2 separate regions of the Homo sapiens genome follow, and region 1 is linked to region 2. A link is a contact called in ENCODE Hi-C data. All regions are on one chromosome and are shown on one strand. Each heading gives the region's core, a stretch centred on a gene start or an enhancer-like site at or near the end of the contact. The rest is flanking DNA. Distances are from core to core; before and after follow the strand shown.

What was found. Hi-C counts contacts between places; a loop is a spot of excess contacts on that map. Pooled maps may share reads with other maps.
Region 1: a pooled map shows a loop between it and region 2 (11-fold over the local background). The contact joins the promoter of PDE8A here to the promoter of BTBD1 in region 2. A Hi-C loop is called at or near these places in 2 of 37 single-sample maps with no recorded cell type and 9 of 50 pooled maps.

The regions. Positions count from the first base shown.
Region 1 is chr15:84,980,606-84,984,518 of GRCh38, forward strand. PDE8A (phosphodiesterase 8A) reads left to right here and starts at 1,251. Exons shown (of 22, transcript NM_002605.3): 1 at 1,251-1,743. The coding sequence starts at 1,558. RefSeq lists silencers at 313-362, 683-1,172 and an enhancer at 900-1,432.
Region 2 is chr15:83,065,908-83,069,407 of GRCh38, forward strand. BTBD1 (BTB domain containing 1) reads right to left here and starts at 1,345. Exons shown (of 8, transcript NM_025238.4): 1 at 844-1,345. The coding sequence starts at 1,244. MIR4515 (microRNA 4515) reads left to right here and starts at 1,428; the gene lies at 1,428-1,508. RefSeq lists silencers at 663-832, 1,073-1,552, 3,429-3,478 and enhancers at 1,613-1,732, 1,743-1,792, 3,230-3,500.

The sequences.
Region 1 (3,913 bases), core at 1-2,500, 1.9 Mb after region 2:
CAGCCCGCTACAGGATACGTGATGGACGCCCAGAGACACCGCCCTCCAGCTGGTGGGGGAGGAGCCCCAGCCACCAAGAAGTTAAGTGACTGGCCCAGTTCACACAGCAAGCTAGTGGCTGTGTGCGTGTCCGGGGTCCTCATGGGCCCCAGGCCTGCAATGCGTACGCCCCTTCCCCTGGCTCTGCCTTTGGGGTCTCGGACGCCCGACTAGCACTTTGGTTAAAATGAGAGGAGGACGGGCGCCTGCAGCCTGCCCGGTGCTGTAGCTTTGCGGCCGCCCCGGCGCCTGTGTAATCCGAGGCGTGGCGCGCCAGGTTTTGGCCTGCGAGGGAGCGCACGTGGGCTGCGGCTTCTCGCGGACGCCCAGGCCCCACCCACCCGGGACCCGGCGCGCGGCGCCCCAGTTTGACTTTCACTACCCCCAAAGGAGGTCTTTCCACCGGCCTCTTTTCTGGGTAACAGCTCCAGGGCTCACACTTGGTGACCCCACCGAGGTCAAGTAGCCGCTAAGTTACGGAGCCGGAATTCGAATTTGGCGGTCGGGCTTCTGGTGGCCTCGGGACGGAGGTGGCTGTGTGTCCCTGGGCAAGTCTCTTTCCTTCTCTGGGTAGCCCAGTCGGGCGCCCCGCCTGTCGTCGCCGCGCATGCTCAGTTGCGGGCGGCGTCCGGAGGAGGTGGCGGGCGCCCCAGCTGCTTTGCATTGACGCCAGCACCCGCTGGAGGTCACCGCTGGGGGCTCGGCGCGGCACGCTGCCGGCAAAACCCGGCCCGGATCACGGAGCCGGAGCCGGAGCCGTACCGCCAGCAACTCCTGGGTGCGCGCAGCCGTTTCTGCGCTTCTCGACGGTGCGGCCCCAGGCCCCGCTGGAGCCGAGCTGCTCCCCTCCCTACCCTGGCGGACGTGGCCCGGCCGCTCCGAGGGGTTTCCCTCGGACCCCGCGCCTAAACCCCGGCCAGCGGGAGCGTCTAAGGCTAGCCTTGTACCCCACCGGCACTCGGCCTGGGGGGGCTTTTCCGCGAGGCGGCGGCCCAGCGGGCGGAGCGGCGTGGGTGTCCACATCTAGGCGGAGTCTGGAGCCGGGGAGGCGGCGGCGGCGGCGGCGGGAGCGGGGCCGGGCGCGGCCGGGAGCTCGCCTCCCCCGGGGGTCGTGCCGCAGCTCGGCGAGGGCAGCGTGGCTCGCGCGGCGTGGACTCAGCCGCTCCTGGGTAAGGAGAGCGCAAATCTCCTCCCCCTATTTCCCCGGAAGCGCGGCCGAGGCGAGCCCGGCGATGTGAGAGGCGGCCGTCGGCTCCTGCCTCAGGAAGGGCATGTTCGGAGGGGCGGCCTCGGCACGCCACCCGCCTAAGCGCCCCCTTCCCACCGCAGCCGCCGCCGCCGCAGCGCCCGCACCGCGATAAAAGGGGCGGCCGCGTTTCCTGACGCGAGATCCGCGCTCGCCGCCGCCCGCCCAGGCGGCGATGACACGGCGCCCGCGGCGGCCCGGAGGCGCCGGGTGGGCCGTTTGCTGACCGGATCGCGGCTACCCGCCAGCGTGTCCGCGGCGCCGCCGCCAGCATGGGCTGTGCCCCGAGCATCCACATTTCCGAGCGCCTGGTGGCCGAGGACGCGCCTAGCCCCGCGGCACCGCCGCTGTCGTCCGGCGGGCCGCGCCTCCCGCAGGGCCAGAAGACGGCCGCCTTGCCCCGGACCCGCGGCGCCGGCCTCTTGGAGTCGGAGCTTCGCGACGGCAGCGGCAAGAAGGTAAGGGGCGCCGGGCACTCTGGGGCCGCCGCGAAACTCGGGCCCGGCCAGTAAGCAACTTTCCCGCAGGGGCCGGGCGGGGTCCCCCCCACCCGGCCTCGGTGCCCTCTTGTCCCGCTTTGGATGGTTCTGATTGACGCCAGTCTCCCGCCTTGCCGGGGCAGCGTTCAGAGAAGGACCGACCCAGGTCCCGCGACCCTGATTTCCTAGGGTTGCGATTAGGACGCCGCCTGTGTCGCGGCGTCGGTTTTTTGGACACATCCGACTCCCGGAGCGGCGGGGCCCGATGTGAAGTTGACTGAGGCGCTTGCATCAATTTCCTCTCCAAGAGCGGGTGTTTGAGGGAAACCCCCAGGATATTCTGGCGCGCCCCTGCAATGTTAAATCAGTGTGAACTTTGTTCTTTTCCTGTGGTAGAAAGGGAAGGGCGACTGGCCTCACCACTCTTTTCCCTCTGTCAGCTTTGCACATGCAGTTGCAGGTTACCATTTTCTTCGGGACTGCTAGAATGTAATCTGGAACATCAGCTTTGCTTCATTGCACATGTATTTGAGGTCCACGTTTATTAGCATACATACTGTATTTAAAGCATATGTAATTAGAAAATACTGTGAAACGCGATTTTTGAAGCATTCAGCAGAACAAAGTTAATCTTTTATTAAGCCGACTTACTGGGACATTTTGTGACTGGGGTTTTTTGTTTTTTTACATTGCGTGTCTTCTCCAGCGCATGTTGCCTTGGCTTATGTTTTGTCAAAGTTTCTGGGCTTAGTCTTTGTTGAGGTTTTCTAAAGGAAAGTTAAAAAGGAAAAAGAAAAACGTGATCATTAAGGCACACAGCAGCAGCTTTCCAGTTCTCTCATTTCAGAATTTAAAGCTGGAACTCATGCGTTGGTTTATGTTTTGTTAAACCAGTAAAAGACAACAACAACAAAATTCGTGCATGGCTGCAGATTGTTGGCTGTCATCCCTCTCATCACGACCAGTTTTTGAAAGAGTAATTTGCAAAATTTGTTTGATTTTTCCTTGCTTGCTGAGAACTGCTGAACCTCCGAAGTTTGAGGGATATAGTTTGATGTACTTTCTGTCTTACATTTCTAGCAGTCGTCATGATACTTTTTCTGTACGAAAGGGGAAAGTCTTTTTCAGTGTTGCATAACAGTTGATTTCCCCACCATTCCCATACCCTAAGTGAAAATTCAACTTTGTTCTGATTATCAGAAATTGAATTCCTTCTCCTATAGATTCTTTAAAGAAACCTCTGATGGTTTAGGCTTACTAACTCAAGGTGCTCTTAATATCAGTGTTAAGCTGTGTGTTAAGCCTACTTGGCTTTAAAAAAGTGTTACACAGGTGCATATGGAAACTTTAACAGCTTTCAAGTTTTCAGTCCAAATCTAACATTTTGCAGACTAATGTGATAATTTCAGATTACCAAAGTAGCCCTTTTATAGTGAGGGGCCTTTGTGTCTTACAGGCTTTTTTTGTGGTGGATTGGGTGTCCTAAAATTCACCTAGGTGTCTTGTAAGCCTCCCCAGTGCAGCAGCAGCTTGCTCTTGTGCTATCGCAGTGCCGTTAGGTCCCTGAGTTTTTAAGTACTTACTTCAACCATTCTTCTGTATTGGCAGACCATTGTCTTGTGTTGGGGGCTCAGAAAATACTTTCATCCTTAAAGTGCCTAACCCAGTGGCATACACATAGTAGGTACTAAATAAATGTTTACTGATTTCTTAAAAAATTGTTAACTGATTGATGAAACTTTTTCAGTCATTGGAATTTGATTTCATAAAGCCTCCTATGTAGACTTCAAAATAATAGTATTTCCAGAGCAGGAGTCAAATTATAAATTATAACACCACAACCACAGAAATAATAGCCCCATACTTGTTATTCATGAACTGTACATGTTGATATCTCATTTACAGTTATTTGCATTTAGGCATGTCAGATAGTAGAGCAGAGGTAAATGTCAGCATTTTTTCTAGTCTAATATTTTTTCTTTGAAAATGAATCTTTTTAAATTTTAAGATATTAACTATGCTCTGGAAATTCATGTTAGAGAAGGCAAACTGCTAGCAATTTAGCAAAATTAAATCATAAAATTAGTTTCTTTGTATTATCTCAAGATGCAATTTAATTCATTACAAAATTTCTTATTAAAACTGTAAG
Region 2 (3,500 bases), core at 95-2,594:
AACACAAAGCAGGTAAAGCCTCACTTGTCTGTTTTCGTATTTACTTTCCTGGGTCTTGACAACTAATACGTTAATGAAAAACAAAAACAAAAACAAAAAAGTGGCCAGGCGCGGTGGTTCACGCCTGTAATCCCAGCACTTTGGGAGGCCGAGGTGGACGGATCGCTTGACCCCAGGAGTCCGAGACCAGCCTGGGCAACATAGTGAAACCCTCTCTCTACCAAAAATAAAAATAAAAAAAATTAGCCGGGCGTGGTGGCGCGTGCCTGTAGTCCCAAATACTCGGGAGGCTGAGGTCGGAGCATCACCTGAGCCCGGAGAGGTCGAGGCTGCAGTGAGCCATGATCGCGCTACAGCATTCCAGCCTGGGCAACAGAGCAAGACCTTGTCTCAAAAAAAGCGGGGGGAAGGGGGTGACAATAACCCCAAAACATCAGTCCTGCAAGATTTTTCAACTACTCTCTTCCCCCAAACAAAAACATAAAACTTCGCAAATGGGCAATCAGGACAACCTGATCTGCCCCTCTATCCTTGCCACTTGTCTAATTCTGAAGTCTGAGCGACAATCCATAATTGGAATGCGAAACGCCTTTCAATGGTAAAACGCACGCTTGCCTAATGAAGACACTAACGTTTAGTTGGCGACTGAGCCGTCCTGGTTCACAGATTTCGATTTCGACCCTCCGGAGCATCAACGGCTCGGGAGGAAACTGAGGCCCCGGGCGGGTCAGAAGAGCCCAGCCCAAGGTCATCCGGGAGTCCGGGTAGGCCGGGCCCCGGGGATCTCCCAGCCCGGCCCGGCCCGGCCCGGCCCGGCCCGGCCCGGCCCGCGCTGCCGCTCACCTCAGCAGCGCCAGGAAGGCTGCGGGCTCCACGTCCGGCAGCTCGATCTCGGCCGACGTGGTGGCCATGCCGCCGTTGAACATGGCGTCAAAGACGGCGCTGCCGGCCGCCAGCACGAAGCGGTGGGCGGGGATGCGCTGCGGGCCCCCAGCGGCGGCGGCGCCGCGACCCTTGCCCAGTACGAAGCGCACATCGCTCAGCAGCTCCGAGTTGAAGAGGAAGGCGAAGCGCTCCTTCAGCGACGCCTTGGTCGCCTGCCAGTTGTAGAGAGGTTCCCGCTGCAGGGGGAGCAGGGGCCCCAGAGAGGACGGTGAGGGCGGCGGCGGCGGCCCCGCGGGGCCCGGCTCCGCCTCAGCCCCCGACGCCTGCTCCCCAGCTGCGGCAGGCCCGAGTGAGGCCATCCTCCAGCTGCGCGGTTGCCCACGTTATGGACAAAACTCCGCCGCCATCGCCCAGGCCGCCTCCGGAGGCCGGCGCTGCCTCCCTGCCTTCCGGGAAAGGCGCTTCCGGGGGCCTCGCGCCTCCGCAGGCCCCTCCCTGACCGCGCGCGCCCCCGCACGCCCGGGTTGCCGCTGTGCGCGGCCGCGGGAGGTGTAACAGGACTGGACTCCCGGCAGCCCCAGGGCAGGGGCGTGGGGAGCTGGTCCTAGCTCAGCGCTCCCGGAGGTGGAGCTTCTGCAGGCTGGGTGCTGCCGGGCCTACGGGCACCCACCCCCTGGCTCAGTGCCCTGGGTATTCTGACTCAGTAGGTCTGGGGTAGGGCCTGAGAATTTGTAATTTTAAGATGCATCGTGGATCTGCAGGCGGCTCTCACGGCTGCCTTTTTCTTCCTGCAGGCCCCTTATCACCAAGTCCAGCGCCCCCATTGTGTATCTGGGACATGTCCCAAGGCCTGTCCCGAGGAGTGTTTTGCCTGGAAGTGGAGGGGCAGGAAAGTATGGCCAAGGGAACACGTGAGGGAGGGGATGACATGACTTCCCACAACCCTGTACCCCAAGCGTGGCCAAGTCGCCGCTCCAGAAGGCCGCGAAACCCGTGGAAATTCCGGAAGCAGAGGTGGAAGGCTTAGAACCCCAGTGACCTCTCCCCAGGTCCGCAGGTCCCTTTCCCTTCTAATTGACCCTTTGGTTCCGTCCTCTGGGCCTAAGAGACATTTCCTTCTACTGCTTCCACCCCTGTATTTGAAACCCCTCGTGCTTGCCCACCTTCTCTTGTAGCGCTTTTCAGTCCTTGCACTGAACCACTGCCTAAGCTTGAAATTTAAAAAATTAAAAACTAAAACACACACACAATGGAAAAGGCTGTATTATCCCTTCCCAGGCAGTATTTACAACCCGGTCATCATGATTGGGGGACCGAGGCCTTCCTTTTTCTCCCTTCAGTGAGGCAGGCCCTGAGTTAAGTCAGCTGTCAAAAGCAGAACGTAGAAAACCCAAGAAATAGTCCTTGACCAGGCACGTATAGTTGGAAACACCTGTTCTTTGCAGGAAGAGCCTTACAGATTACAAATGCCGTCAAGTAAATAGTAAACCCCAAACCTGGGTTTCTCCTGTAAAATCACTCCACTTGTGAAACCACCAGAGGGGACTTCCAGCTGTTAGGCATTTAGAATGGTAACTTCTTTGGGAGAGGAACGTGCTTGGGAAGAGACTTAAAGTAGTAGGGGCTGAAATAGTGGATGCACAACCCCTTCCCCATTGCCAGCCGGCAATTCCTAAAGACAAAGGGACATCATGCTACTAATGATACCATTATCACACCTAACAAAATTAACCATATCATCAAATCATCTATATATGATTTTTTTTTTTTTGAGACGGAGTCTCGCTCTGTTGCCAAAGCTGGAGTGCAATGGCATGAAGTCTGCCTTCCGGGCTCAAGCGATTCTCCTCCTCAGCCTCCCGAGTAGCTGGGGTTACAGGTGCGTGTCACCACATCCAGCTAATTATTTGTATTTTTAGTAGAGACGGGGTTTCACCATATTGGCCAGGCTCCTCTCCAAGTCCTGACCTCGTGATCTACCCGCCTCGGCCTCCCAAAGTGCTGGGATTACAGGCATGAGCCACCAGGCCTGGTCCTATGTATAATATTTAATGTACAGTTAATATTTGTTTCTCCACTTGTCTCTAAAAAAATTTTTTTTTGAGACGGAGTCTTGCTCTGTTGCCCAGGCTGGAGGGCAGTGGCATGATCTCCGCTCACTGCAAGCTCTGCCTCCCACGTTCACGCCATTCTCCTGTCTCAGCCTCCCGAGTAGCTGGGACTACAGGCACCTGCCACCAAGCCTGCTGATTTTTTTTTTTTTTTGTATTTTTAGTGTGTCCAGAGTTCGTTCCTTCTGGTGGGTTCGTGGTCTTGCTGACTTCAAGAATGGAGCTGTGGACCTTCCTGATGAGTTTTATAGCTCTTAAGATGGCAGGGACCCAAAGACTTCTTCTGAAGAGCAAAAGAACAAAGCCCTTATGTCATGGAAAGGAACCCCAACGGGTGGTTGCAGTCTCTGGGCGTGGGGGCAGGAGGGGAGGGGCCGGCGGGGGTGGGGGGGGTGGAGTCAGCTTTTACTTCCTTATTTGTCCCCGCCCATGTCCTGCTGATTGGTCCATTTTACAGAATGCTGATTGGTGCACTTTACAGAGTGCTGATTGGTCTATTTTACA